2 separate regions of the Mus musculus genome follow, and region 1 is linked to region 2. Evidence: chromatin contacts called from ENCODE POLR2A ChIA-PET data. All regions are on one chromosome and are shown on one strand. The core of a region is the stretch at or near the end of the contact, and the rest is flanking DNA. Distances in the headings are between cores, read along the strand shown. Region 1 holds the start of Fzd5 (frizzled class receptor 5). Region 2 holds the start of Plekhm3 (pleckstrin homology domain containing, family M, member 3).

Evidence for each region. ChIA-PET counts read pairs that join two places held with the same protein, here RNA polymerase II (POLR2A).
Region 1: POLR2A ChIA-PET joins it to region 2 with 24 read pairs in Patski. The contact joins the promoter of Fzd5 here to the promoter of Plekhm3 in region 2. POLR2A ChIA-PET finds 5 or more read pairs at or near these places in 4 of 5 experiments (Patski and embryonic stem cell).

What each region holds. Positions count from the first base shown.
Region 1 is chr1:64,736,480-64,743,072 of GRCm38, reverse strand. It overlaps Fzd5 (frizzled class receptor 5), which reads left to right and starts at 5,323. Exons shown (of 2, transcript NM_022721.3): 1 at 5,323-5,940; 2 at 6,220-6,593. The coding sequence starts at 6,473.
Region 2 is chr1:64,954,891-64,961,969 of GRCm38, reverse strand. Plekhm3 (pleckstrin homology domain containing, family M, member 3) reads left to right here and starts at 5,146. Exons shown (of 8, transcript NM_001039493.1): 1 at 5,146-5,275. It overlaps Gm51627 (predicted gene, 51627), which reads right to left and starts at 5,391. Exons shown (of 3, transcript NR_165472.1): 1 at 5,143-5,391; 2 at 150-1,649.

The sequences.
Region 1 (6,593 bases), core at 4,074-6,573, 220 kb after region 2:
GAGATGCTGTGGACACGGGAGAAGCTTGTCTGGAAATACCCGTGAGAGTCAGTCTGGCTGTGGACGGCTTGCTGGTGCCCGCACCTGTGCGCACAGGTGACCGAGGTTGCCAGCTGTATGCCCTTTGGCCAGGGCAAGTGACGAGCCCTGCTTTGGCATTCAATTTAGTTCTAAGTGCCAAAGATAACTGGTTACAGCTGGATTGTGCTCAGGAATAGAGTACAAACACCCCCAGAAAAGGGGGGGGGGGAATAGGACGGTGGGATGGACCTTAGAAAAAGCTAGTTAACAGTCAGTCACCCAAGTCTGCGTAGACTCTTCCGGGTACTAAACACGGTTCCCACCCCTTTACCCTACAGATTTAATGAACTTCTGATGCCAACTCTATTAGGATAAGTACTTCAAACTCTCTCCTACAGACATAAAGAAGGGCCCGGTGTTGGCAACAAGTTGCCTGAGTGCGAGAGGTGACTTAGGGCAAAACCAACTTTTGGACTCATACTGTATTGAGAAGTAGGGTCAAGCTCATGTGGTAAGTTCCCCTCAGCAGGCACTCATTCATTAGTCTGCAAGGCTATGAAATAGACTGTTCAAAGTGTGTATATTTGGCACACCATTCCCACCTTAGTTATCATTATTTTCAATAGTGTACAGAGAACCTGGTATGGTGGCCTGGGTCTGTAACCTCAACAGTCAAGAGATAGAGACAGGAAGATTCTCCAGAGTTCAAAGTTAAATTTCATAGTAAAACCCTGCTTAAAAATAAATAAATACATAGCCTAAAAAGTAAATAAAAAGTACATAAAGGCAACCTGTTCACCTATTCCTATAGCATTGGGAATAATAATGCATTGTAAAAAAAAAAAACCATAGATACTATGATTACAGAATTGTAACTATTCCCCCATGATAAAATAGAAAAATAACATATTTTAAGCACTTAGACTCTATAGGATGCCAGACATTTAAAAAAAACAAGATAAATAGCATTATTCTCCAAATTTTCAACAATGAATAAATATATCTTGAACAGTAATCTAAGTTGCTTCCTATGAATTTGAGTCTGCAAAAATATTTTTAATATAGCAGCTATCAGAAGTGTGATATTTAGTTAAGTGGCTTTATGGGGGGACATCTGAGCAAAGCAATAGATGACAGTTGGTAGAGTTTTAAGTGCTTAAGCGTTTTGTCTTTGGAGCTGAGCATGGTAGTGTACCCGGTTAATCCCAGCACTCAGGCAGATGATTTTGAAGCTAGCCTGATCTACAAAGCAAAGTTCCAGGCTAGCCAGGGCTACAGAGTGAAACTCTGGCAAAAAACAAAACAAAAAAACAAAAAACAAAAAACAAACAAACAAACAAAAAAACCACCACAACAAAAACAAAAGCACCCCCCAAAAACCCAACCAACCAACCAACCAAACAAACAAACAAAAAAACCCAATAAAAAATGTTATCTTCGGACTGATGAGATGGCTCAGCAGGCAAAAGAGCTTGGCATGCAAAACCATTAGCCCGAGTTTAACCCTGGAACCCGGGTAGAAAGAGAGCTCTGACTGGCACACAGCACCATGGCATACTCGAACCAGGATACATACCTACAGTACTAATAACAAATAAAATTGAATTTGAAATATTTGTATGGGCTGATAGAGTGTCTATCTCAGTGACTGAGAACTTGCGTAGGATGTGCAAGACCCTAGGTTCAATCTCCAGTGCTGCACACACACAATTGGTACTTTTAAAAAAAGTATTCTAATTGTTTGTATAATAAATTGAACCTCAGAAGAAAAATTTTGCACTTTAAAGGGAATTTTAATAATTAAGTTTAAAGCTGGGCGTGGTGGCACAAGCCTTTAATCCCAGCACTCGGGAGGCAGAGGCAGGCAGATTTCTGAGTTCGAGGCCAACCTGGTCTATAAAATGAGTTTCAGGACAGCCAGGGCTATACAGAGAAACCCTGTCTCAAAAAACCAAAAAACAAACAAACAAACAAACAAACAAAAACAATAAAAATTAAGTTTAAATTAAACTATGTATTTACTGTGTGCACATGTTCATGTGGGTGGGTTTATTCTTATGTGCGCAAGCTCACTTGGAGGTTGGAAGCCTGTGGTGAGTGTCTTCCTCTGTTGCTTTGTGAGACAGGGTCTCTTACTGAAACGGGAGCTCACTGATACCACTGGACTGGCAGGCCAACAAGCCCGAGGAATCGTCAGTGCTGGGATTATTGGCATTCACCATTTGCAGCTTTTAGTGGGTGTTGGGAGTTCTTATGCTTGAGAGAACGGACTTTTTGATTGAGCCGTCTCTCTAGGCCGGAAAGAACTCTTTAAATTGATTAAGTACAAATTGTATATGTTTATGACTACATCCTGCTGCTTAGATATAGCTATGTCTGCTGGGATGGTTAATTCAAACTATTTTAGCATATGTAACACATGGGTCTTTTTTCTTTTGTTTTCTGTTTCTGTTTTTGTTTTTTAAGTTTCCTGTAACCCAGGCTGGCCTCCAACTTGATCGCAGTCGATGATGGATGACTTTGAACTTCTGACCTTCCAGGCCCCACCTCTTAAATCCTGGGATTATAGGCATGAGGACAATGCCTAGTTTTAGGTGGTATTGGGAATTGAACCTGGGTCTTTGTGTTCGATAGGTAACTAAATGAGTTGCATTTCTAGCCCACATACTTATCTTTGTGTGTGTTGTGATAAGAACACTTAAAGTCTACTCTTAGTAATTTACAATTGTACCGCATTGTTATTAACTGTAATAATAATGAAGTATAAGAAATATCGACTGCTACCCTTTTTGTGGACTAGTTACACCCAATAAACCCAATGAGTTGTTCTGGTGACAGTTTCTGTATATGATTATTCCAAGCATTAAACGAGGCAAAATATTTAGCAGCCTGCCTGAGGTATGTTAAGTACTCAGCATACTTTAAAAAAACTATTCTGTTTTTAGATTTATCTTTAGGTGTATGAATGTTTTGCTTGCATGCATGCATGTGTACCAGGTCTATGCATGGCAGCCATGAAGGGTATAAGAGAGGAAGGACCAGCTCTCCTGGGATTGTACAGATGGTTGTGAGCCACTGTGTGGGTACTGGGAACTGAACCCAGGTCCTCTGAAAGAGCACACAATGCTCTTTAACTGCTGAGCTCCAGCCCCAATCAGCATATCTTAAAATAACCTTTAAGTAATATATGTGGGAAAGCAAAAACTAAAACAACACACACACAAAAAAAGATACACGTTTACTTTGTCACCTTTTTTGGATTTTGTTTTGAAACACAGACTGTCAGTGTAGCCCAGGTTGTCTTCAAACTCAGAATCTTCCTGCTGTCCCCCTATAGAGTGTTGGATTTAGAGGTCTGAGCCACCACACCCAGCCAACGTTCCCTTCCATTACTACTGTAACTACTTGGGATCTCTAAGCAAAAGTCAGATTTTTGTTGTTAAGGAAGGTTGACAGAGCAGTAAGACAGTAATGGTCTAGGCAGAACCAAGTGGAACAACCCAAGGTTCCTGGGTGAATTCCAGTGTGAGTAGTTTACATTCTCCAACTTCCAAATAATTTTTATTATTAGCCAACACTTGTCCATCGCAGCAACATACACAGCACATAAAGTGTAGCAGCCTCCCTTGGCATGTCGGCAGGCTGGACATACTTTCCACTACGGGTCCTTCCTTATCTGACTGGTGTGCTATAGTTTTTCACCCCTCCAATAATTCTTAGCCCGGGATGTTTCTAGACCCCGAGGGCCAAGCAGTTACTAAGAACTAAAGAGATTAAATTCTAGGGAGATAGAATAATAAAAGAGGTAGAATTCTAGGGAATGAAGCAATATACATTATAAACATTTAGCTGTGATGTCTGAGATTAAACACGGAGTTTCATTAGCCTCCACAACGCCTTGCTGATAAACTGAAGATGGCTTTTCAGCCCGTACAGACGGCACAGAAGACAATAACAACCCAACAGATCTCAGTCAGTGAGGCCAGTTCAGAGTCCTTCAAGTACTCCTATGCCCTCCCCTACTTCAAATCCCTCCCACTCCCCTCCCCCAGCGGAAGGAGGAGTGAAGGAGCAGTCTACAATTTAAAGCCTCTTCATAAGCGTGTGAACGAATTTCAAGCATGCTAAACACCTCGGTCTCCCAGCCTAATTAGAACTCGTAGAAGAGAGGCATTTGTGGGACATTTAAAACTTGGAGTATACTAACCCATCAGGAGAGCGCCACTGCGTGTCCCTGCGTTGACTGTGCGCAGCAGGTCTTTTCACGGTTCCCACTGCCCCAGTACGCCCCGGTTATCCGGTCTCAACCTCGCCAGAGTGCACAGCAGCCAACCCTGGGGGACCAAGCACCCTGAGCTGTACACTGCTCCAGTTCAAGAGTTTTTCTCTGTGGGCAAATTCGGATCTGCCAGGGATTATAAACCGCAACTGCTAAGGACTAACGTCTCTAGAGACTTCCAAAACTGGAAAGAAATTCATTCTCTTGTCACAAGGACAAGATTTTGTTATATATAAAAGGGCAAAGCCTGGGAAATATCGATATTTCTAAGGGAGGGGTGAGTGGTAAAGATTGTGAACTCTGCTGCCCAGCTTCTGGTTTGGGATTCCAGGTCAGAGCGCCTATTGTGTGCCAGGAGCTCGCACAGGGAGGGGCACAAGTTTGTCAACGTCTCTGCTGTCTTGTTAGCTCAGCTGTGTAGGTCAAGTTCTGAGGTGTTCTGGCCTCAGAATCCTACGGTATCCAGATCGCGTATCAAGGTGTAAACGATTAACTAACACGAGGTTGCTCATTAAGTACTAGCACGTCTGTCACCTAGCACAAGGCAGCTTAGAAAGAGGACAGGTGGCACAACCGAATTGACCTCTCATCCCTTTAAACAAGCGCCAGACCTCGATAAGGACACTCAGCTGGAGAGAGGTGGCCTGGTGGAGGCCCTGGAAGCCGGCGTTCAGAGAACAGAGCCCTCAGGAAAGTGAGCACCATCCTGGTGAACCACCGCAGAGAACTCCAGAAGGACTTGGGGCCAGGTTTCCCGCCCGGGTTCTCTGGGAGGACTCATTAGCATTGACCCCGCCCTCGTAACTTCCCGGTCCACTATTGGCCGACGCTCTTCCGCTGCCCGCTCCGGGCGGGGCCGCGGGGCGCTCGCGGAGAGGCCAGGACAGCGGGGCGGTGGGCGGGGACCCGGAGAGCGATTCGTGGGACGGCCCAGCTCGGGGCAGGGCGGGAGGGGGCGGGAGGGGCGGTCCCGGGGCGGGGCCTCCCGGCGGGCATTAGAGGCAGGTGACCCGGGCGGGGCGGGAGAGGGCAGTCAGCCTGCGGCCGCGACTTGTCCTCTGCCGTCGCGCACAGCTCGGAGCTCCCTGGAGGTGGGCGAAAGAGTGCGAGAGCGCGGGGGAGGAGCCGAGCGGGGCGCGTCCCGAGAGCGCCGCCACCGCCCCCCGGAGTCTGCTGGAGCGCGGAGCCCCCTGCAGGGGAGGCGGCGAGCGGCTGGCGGGACGCGGCGGCGGGTGCGGACTATGCAGTCCCCGCCCGACCAGCGCTGGCTGCTCGCTGTGCTGTGAGGTGGCGGGGTCCCCTCCGGCTGCCGCACCCCTCCGCGCAGTTCAAGTGCTGCCCGGCGCCCTTGCCCTTCGTCCCGGCCCCGGGACGCCGGTGGAAGGCACGGCCTGCCCCTGCCTTGCTCTGCCCGAATCATGCAGGGGGCCCCGAAGGAAGAGAAGGCGAGTGACCGGCCCGCGCCGCCCATGGTCGAGGGGCGCCCTGCTCTCTGAAACGCCCTCCACCTGCTGCCATGTGTCGCCGCCACAGGTACCTAGCTTGTCGTTAAACTTTCCCAGCTCTGGCCCGATTCGGAGTCGCGCGACTGAGGAGCCCGGCTGGTCGCAGACATCTGCCGCCCAGCAGGATCCTCCGAGGTGAGAGCCCGCGTCTTCCCAGTTCACCCGGTTCCTCTGCCCCCATCTCGGGGACTGAGCTCTCTGGCCCCAGGCACAGCCTGCAGGGCCGGGCCAGAAAAGAGAGGCGGGCGCGGGCAGTGGGGTGGAGGGGGTGGGGGCGTCTGAAGTTTGGTTCTAGGAGGAGGGGAGGAAAGGAGTTAATCTTGAGATTGGAGCTGGTTTGCGGAGACCAAGTGGTTGGCGCTCCTCTAAGAGGAGTGGTTGCGATTTTTCTTTTCCCCTACCTTCTCTTTTAAGAGTTCTGTCCTTGGAGTCGGAGCCCTAATCATCCCTCCAGCCCTATCTGGTGTGGAACTGAGTGCTGCCGGCGGAGGCAGCGCCTTCCAGAAACAGTTTATCTTTGGACGGATTTCTTTAAGAGAAAAAGAAACCAACAGGTTGCCAGCCCGGGCGTCACACTCAAGACTCCGGAGAGGGAAGCCCCGGCCGCAGATTCGTCGGCCAACGCAGACCCTCTCAGGCAGCGGGAGGCAAAGGGAAGAAGGAGACGATGGCTCGACCCGACCCGTCTGCGCCTCCCTCTCTTCTGCTGCTGTTGCTGGCGCAGCTGGTGGGCCGGGCAGCGGCCGCCTCCAAGGCCCCGGTGTGCCAGGAAATCACGGTGCCCATGT
Region 2 (7,079 bases), core at 3,897-6,396:
CCAGATAGGCCCAATGAGATGGTTAAATGGAAAAATGTCCTTGATAATAAATGGTATGGCCCGGATCCTATTTTGATAAGATCCAGGGGAGCTATCTGTGTTTTCCCACAGAATGAAGACAACCCATTTTGGTTACCAGAAAGACTCACCCGAAAAATCCAGACTGACCAAGGGAATACTAATGTCCCTCGTCTTGGTGATGTCCAGGGCGTCAATAATAAAGAGAGAGCAGCGTTGGGGGATAATGTCGACATTTCCACTCCCAATGACGGTGATGTATAATGCTCAAGTATTCTCCTGCCTTTTTACCACTAACTGGGAACTGGGTTTGGCCTTGATTCAGACAGCCTTGGCTCTGTCTGGACAGGTCCAGACGACTGACACCATTAACACTTTGTCAGCCTCAGTGACTACAGTCATAGATAAACAGGCCTCAGCTAATGTCAAGATACAGAGAGGTCTCATGCTGGTTAATCAACTCATAGATCTTGTCCAGATACAACTAGATGTATTATGACAAATAACTCAGCAGGGATGTGAACAAAAGTTTCCGGGATTGTGTGTTATTTCCATTCAGTATGTTAAATTTACTAGGGCAGCTAAATTGTCAAAAAGTCTTTTTCAGTATATGTTACAGAATTGGATGGCTGAATTTGAACAGATCCTTCGGGAATTGAGACTTCAGGTCAACTCCACGCGCTTGGACCTGTCGCTGACCAAAGGATTACCCAATTGGATCTCCTCAGCATTTTCTTTCTTTAAAAAATGGGTGGGATTAATATTATTTGGAGATACACTTTGCTGTGGATTAGTGTTGCTTCTTTGATTGGTCTGTAAGCTTAAGGCCCAAACTAGGAGAGACAAGGTGGTTATTGCCCAGGCGCTTGCAGCTCTAGAACATAGTGCTCCCCCTGATATATGGTTATCTATGCTTAGGCAATAGGTCGCTGGCCACTCAGCTCTTATATCTCACGAGGCTAGACTCATTGCACGGGATAGAGTGAGTGTGCTTCAGCAGCCCGAGAGAGTTGCACGGCTAAGCACTGCAATGGAGAGGCTCTGCGGCATATATGAGCCTATTCTAGGGAGACATGTCATCTTTCATGAAGGTTCAGTGTCCTAGTTCCCTTCCCCCAGGCAAAACGACACGGGAGCAGGTCAGGGTTGCTCTGGGTAAAAGCCTGTGAGCCTAAGAGCTAATCCTGTACATGGCTCCTTTACCTACACACTGGGGATTTGACCTCTATCTCCACTCTCATTAATATGGGTGGCCTATTTGCTCTTATTAAAAGAAAAGGGGGAGATGTTGGGAGCCGCGCCCACATTCGCCGTTACAAGATGGCGCTGACAGCTGTGTTCTAAGTGGTAAACAAATAATCTGCGCATGTGCCGAGGGTGGTTCTTCACTCCATGTGCTCTGCCTTCCCCGTGACGTCAACTCGGCCGATGGGCTGCAGCCAATCAGGGAGTGACACGTCCTAGGCGAAGGAGAATTCTCTTTAATAGGGACGGGGTTTCGTTTTCTCTCTCTCTTGCTTCTCGCTCGCTCTTGCTTCTTGCACTCTGGCTCCTGAAGATGTAAGCAATAAAGCCTTGCCGCAGAAGATTCTGGTCTGTGGTGTTCTTCCTGGCCGGTCGTGAGAACGCGTCTAATAACAGATTATGTGAAGAAAGAAGTATATGCTGGAGATACGCCAGGAAAGGCGGTCTATCAGTTACACTTCTACTTATAAATGAGCAAGCACAGGTTCAATCAGTGACATAGAGTAAGGTTAGTTCAGACAGAAGGAGATTTGGGGGGCTCAGGTAAGGCTTTTTTCTTGGCTTCCCACTCTCTTCAACCCCAAGTCTCCATTGAGCTACTCCTACTCCATCCAACATTCCTTCTTCCTTCCTCAGAGAGACATTCTCTATGAGATAGGAAATCCCGCCACCAAAAACCTCCAACCTGCTTCCTTCCAGCCCTGTGAGCCAATAGGCACGATTTGTTACAAAGTTTCAAATAGGAAATTTTTAGGGAATGGCTCTGTTTAGGTCACATACTATTGTGTTTTGAATGGGAAATGGCCCCCTCCCCGTAGGCTCATGTATTTAAACACCTAGTCCACAGTTGAAGGAAGGATGTGAGGTGGGTCCTGCTTGAGGAAGTGGGTCAGTGGAGGTGGGTCTTAAGGTTTCTTGGCCCAGCCCCATTTACTGTCCTCTCTCTCACTTACTGCATATACAATGTGGCTGTCTCTCTCATTCTTCCCTGCCAGTCTAGACTGTATTCCCTTGAACTACAGGACCAAACAAACCCTTTTCCCTCTAAAATTACTTTTTGTCATATATCTGCCCATAGCAAAGTAACTTACACAAATGCCCGTCCTTGGATCAACCACCATGACCGAGAGGAAGATACCATAGAGAGTAGGATGTGCTTAGCATTTCCTACATACTTACATTGTGATTTGGAGGTAGGCACAAGCTTCCTAAGTGAGTATGAGTGCCAACTAAAGGGAAAACGAAGCATCTATCTCCAAGTAAATGGCAGTGGGTAGAGAGGTATGCAGTCTGAACTCTCCCTGCTAGTATATGGAAGGCCACTACAAGTCTTTAAATAAGAAAGTAGCTGTGGACAATGGTTATATTAGATGAACCTAGGCATTTCTATTCTCTATTAAAATGTTTCTGATTGCGGGGCATGGTGGCGCACGCCTTTAATCCCAGCACTTGGGAGGCAGAGACAGGTGGATTTCTGAGTTCAAGGCCAGCCTGGTCTACAAAGTGAGTTCCAGGACAGCCAAGACTATACAGAGAAACACTGTCTTGAAAAACCAAAAAAAAAAAAAAAAAAAAAAAAAAAAAATGTTTCTGATTGCTCAAAGAGAAGCCTTTCTGGATGATAGCATAAAACGTAGGTAAACATAGTGACCCTAATGCAAATTGTAAACTAACCATTCACCTGCAGAGGTTCATAGATGATAATGAATGTCCTATTGTGATGCAGGATGCTCGGATGTAGGGAGGTGGTTCATATGCAGTGGCAAGAAGTCTGTGAGGACTCTTCTGAGAACCTAAAACTTCTCTAAAAACACAGTCTATTAACATAGTGACAAAGGCAGCAGCTGACTGCCTTTTGAGTGCTGATGTGAATGTAACTATTTTGAATTTAAAAGAACAAAATATTCCCAGATGTTGACTAGCCCAGAAGTCAACAGCTTCTCAGATGGAATTATTGGATTCCTGTGTTAGTGATCAGAAGTAAATTCAGTCATTTCACAAACATAGATTTAAAGACAATAAATGTTTGGGTTTGTTTTCTTAAATCTAAGTTGTTACACTCTGAATTTGCTTTCAGTAATGAAGTTCCAGTACAGATGATGCTGGAATCATCTTTTTTTAAACAAGGGTAAAAATCGTAACTACTTTATTGTGTTTCTTGTTTCAGTGTCTTTTAGTCTCCTGACTACGGACTATATTTGGAATTTTATATAGTAAATATTTGGGAAGCTATATGTTATGAATTTGTGTTTTAGTTAGACAAACATATCTCTACTTCTGTCCTAGTCAGAATTTTCATTGCTGTGAAGAGATACCATGACCAAGGCAACTCTTTTTTTTTTTTTTTTTTTTTTTTTTTTTTTGGTTTTTTTCAAGACAGGGTTTCTCTGTATAGCCCTGGCTGTCCTGGAACTCACTTTGTAGACCAGGCTGACCTCGAACTCAGAAATGCTGACCTCGAACTCAGAAATCCGCCTGCCTCTGTCTCCCAAGTACTGGGATTAAAGGTGTGTGCCACCACGCCCGGCCCAAGGCAACTCTCATAAAGACAAACATTTAATTGGGGGCTGGCTTAACAGCTTCAAAAGTTCAGTCCATTATTATTATGGCAGGAACTTTGCAGTGTACAGGCAAGTGCTGGAAGACCCAAGAGTTCGACATCTAGATGCCAAGACAACCAGAAGGAGACAGTCTACTTCAGGCAGCTGGGAGGAGGCTCTGATTCCATACTGGGCAGAGCTTAATATACCTATACCTTAGTATACAGCAATCTCAAAGCCGGCTTAAGTAGCAGTCACTTCCTCCAACAAGAATGTACCTACTCCAATAAGGTCACACCTCTGATAGTGCCATTCCTTATGGCCAAGCATTGAAACATGAGTCTATGGGAGCCAAATCTATTCAACCAATCACAATTTGATTCTGTACTTTTTAAAGATTTGACTTTCAAAAAAAATATTATATATCCTGTTGAGTCCTAATTCTCTCCATTTTTAAACAGAATATGGATACTGGTCATTGACTTACACGCGTTTGTTTGTGCTTTGTTTGCTTTTGTTGTTGTTTTGTTTTGGAACTCACTCTGTAGACAAGGGTGGAGGGGCTCAGACTCACAGAGATCCACCTGCTTCTGCCTCCTGAGTGCTGGGATTAAAGGTTTGTGACACCACTGCTTGGCTTGCTTTTGCTTTTGAGACAAAGCCTGTAGCTCTGGTTGGCCCGGAACTCTCTGTGTAGACCAGGTTGGCTTCAAACTCACACAGGTTCACTTGCCTGTGCCTCCTCAGTGCCAGTGCTGGGATTAAAAGTGTGTGCTACCCCGCCCCCGCCCCTCTCTTACTAAGCTTAATTGAAAAAAAAAAAAAAAAAAAAAACCGACTAAGAAGTATGCTGTGATGGCAAATTAAGACTGAAAACTGAAAGGAAGATTCATCCAACCGGAACTGCACGTCTTTGCAAAGTGGCTGGTTACCAGCAGACCTCAGGAGAGGTGACTTCTTGCCCTTCCCTAAGCCCTAGCTGCTAGACTAGGAATCCACAGCCAGGTTAGAGACATTTCCCCTCAACCACATCCTTTAAAACCGTGAACCTAACTAAAGATGAAAAGCAGTTCGTGCACCTATCCAAAGATGACAAGCAGTTCATTCCTATGTTTGGAAAGCATTATTTCTGAGAAATTCTCTTATTCTTAGCAACTGCTGCTAGCTGGCCCTGCCCTGGTAGGTTCCAAGTGACAGTTTTAACTGCAAACATCCTCGGTCTTGGGAAGAACGTGGAAGGGACCAAGCCTGGGATAAAGGCTGTAAAGCAAACAATAAGATAAGGAGGTCAGGCCCCGCCCGACCGCCTGCTCCTCCCGTAGGAGGGACCGGTCCTCACCGGCTGGAACTCTGTGTAATCGGATCCTGTTGCCGGGCTGCCGCGGGGAAGCTTTTGGGCGTGGGACCGCGAGAAGCCGCTTGTAAACAGAGCCGGGCCGGGATGGTCGGCAGCTGGAGCGCAGTCGCTGGCGGTGAGGAGGGCGGGCTGCCCGGGTCGGGGTCCTGCCGGGGGTCGGCTGCAGGCCGCAGGGGAGAAGGGACCAGAGCCGCGGTGAGCATCCTCCTCACGGCGGCCTTGGGCGGGGAGGGGGACGGGATGACGCATCCCCGGAGCTCCCCGGGGTCGCCGGGGTTCTTCCCACGCACCGCTTTCTGTTGTATTTCGCGCTGGGGATAGCACTTCATTTGTGGGTGGCTAAGTGAGGAGGAAGACATGACCTGGTGTTTATTTTTTGTGAATCAAGTAACGCAAATTAGAAAGTAGTTGAATAAGGTGATCCTGTTTCTGCGTTGTTTTTAGTAACCCCTCCCCAGCGATCATAGAAACCAAACCCCAGTAGAGCTTTTAGCCCCAGAGAAACGCTACGTTTGTTCTTTCTATTGACTGAGCCCATTTTGAATGTATAGTAAATGACAGTACAGGACTAATGATAGATTGGTCTTGTATGAAAAGCTTATTAAGCTAGAAAACAAAAACAAAACAAACAAAACAAGATAAGGAGTCCTCAGGCCCTTAAGCTGGAAAAAAAATTCTGATTTCAGAAGACAAATAGAGGCTGGGCTTATATGTATAGTTTGCAAAGCAAGGCGCCTTTACAGGTTAAAAAGATTGAGATATATTATTGTAAATGTTATTTAGTTCCTCCCCTTTTTTTCTTTGATCCATGGAACTAGAAAGAAACTTCTGGGTTTTTCCTGTAAAATATTTTCAACAAATCATAATAAATTGTGACTTGTACTTATACAGCATTATAGAATAGTACACGTTATAAGTGGTTGCTTAAAACACCAAGTAGTTTTTATTTCATTTACTTAAAGAAATACCATAGCAAAAATGAGGTCTTTAAAAGGTCAATATACATGTGTTACCTTGGTAACATAATCTAACTTCACTAGGAGTCAAGTATTAGGTTAAATTGACACGAAGTGTGTAAATGTCATGTACCAAGAAATAACATCAATAACTTGTGTGTTTGTCTTTATAGTAAGTACTTTAACAATGCTATTGTTCTGGCAAGATCCTGAAAGCTTACTTCAGCTTAAATTCTTGTTTGGTCACTTTCTCATTTCGTCATCCTGGAAAGTTTACTCAATTTAGCTGTTTCCTAATCTGTAGAATGGGAATAATAGCCACCTCATCAAAGATTCAATGAGTTATTAAATATGTATGTTTTTTTTGAGAGAGTCTCTCTATGTAACCCTGTTTAGCCTGGAAATTGCTATGTAGATTAGGCTGGTCTTGAATTCACAGAGATCCACCTGCCTCTGCTGGAATTAAAGGCATGTGCCACTTGATGTTTTTAAAGCCCCTGGAACAGTACCTAGAATAAGTGTTTGATGAGTATATCAAATTAAAATATTCCACTACTGAAAAGCAGATGAATAATTGTCAAGTGTTCGGGAAGGCGTGGAGGGGGGAGTTCTTTTTTTTGTTTGTTTGTTTGTTTGTTTTTGTTTGTTTTGTTTTTTTTTTTTGGTTTTTCGAGACAGGGTTTCTCTGTATAGCCCTGGCTGTCCTGGAACTCACTTTGTAGACCAGGCTGGCCTCAAAGTCAGAAATCCGCCTGCCTCTGCCTCCCAAGTGCTGGGATTAAAGGCGTGTGCCACCACGCCCGGCATGAGGGGGAAGTTCTTGTTGAATGGGTGGACTGCAAGATGAAAGACCAGTGGGGGTTGGGCTGCATGACAATGCTTGGCTTAGTGGTTACCATGGTAAATTTTATGTTTTGAGTATTTTGCCACAATTAAAATGGCTCAGGTATCAGTGTTCACAAC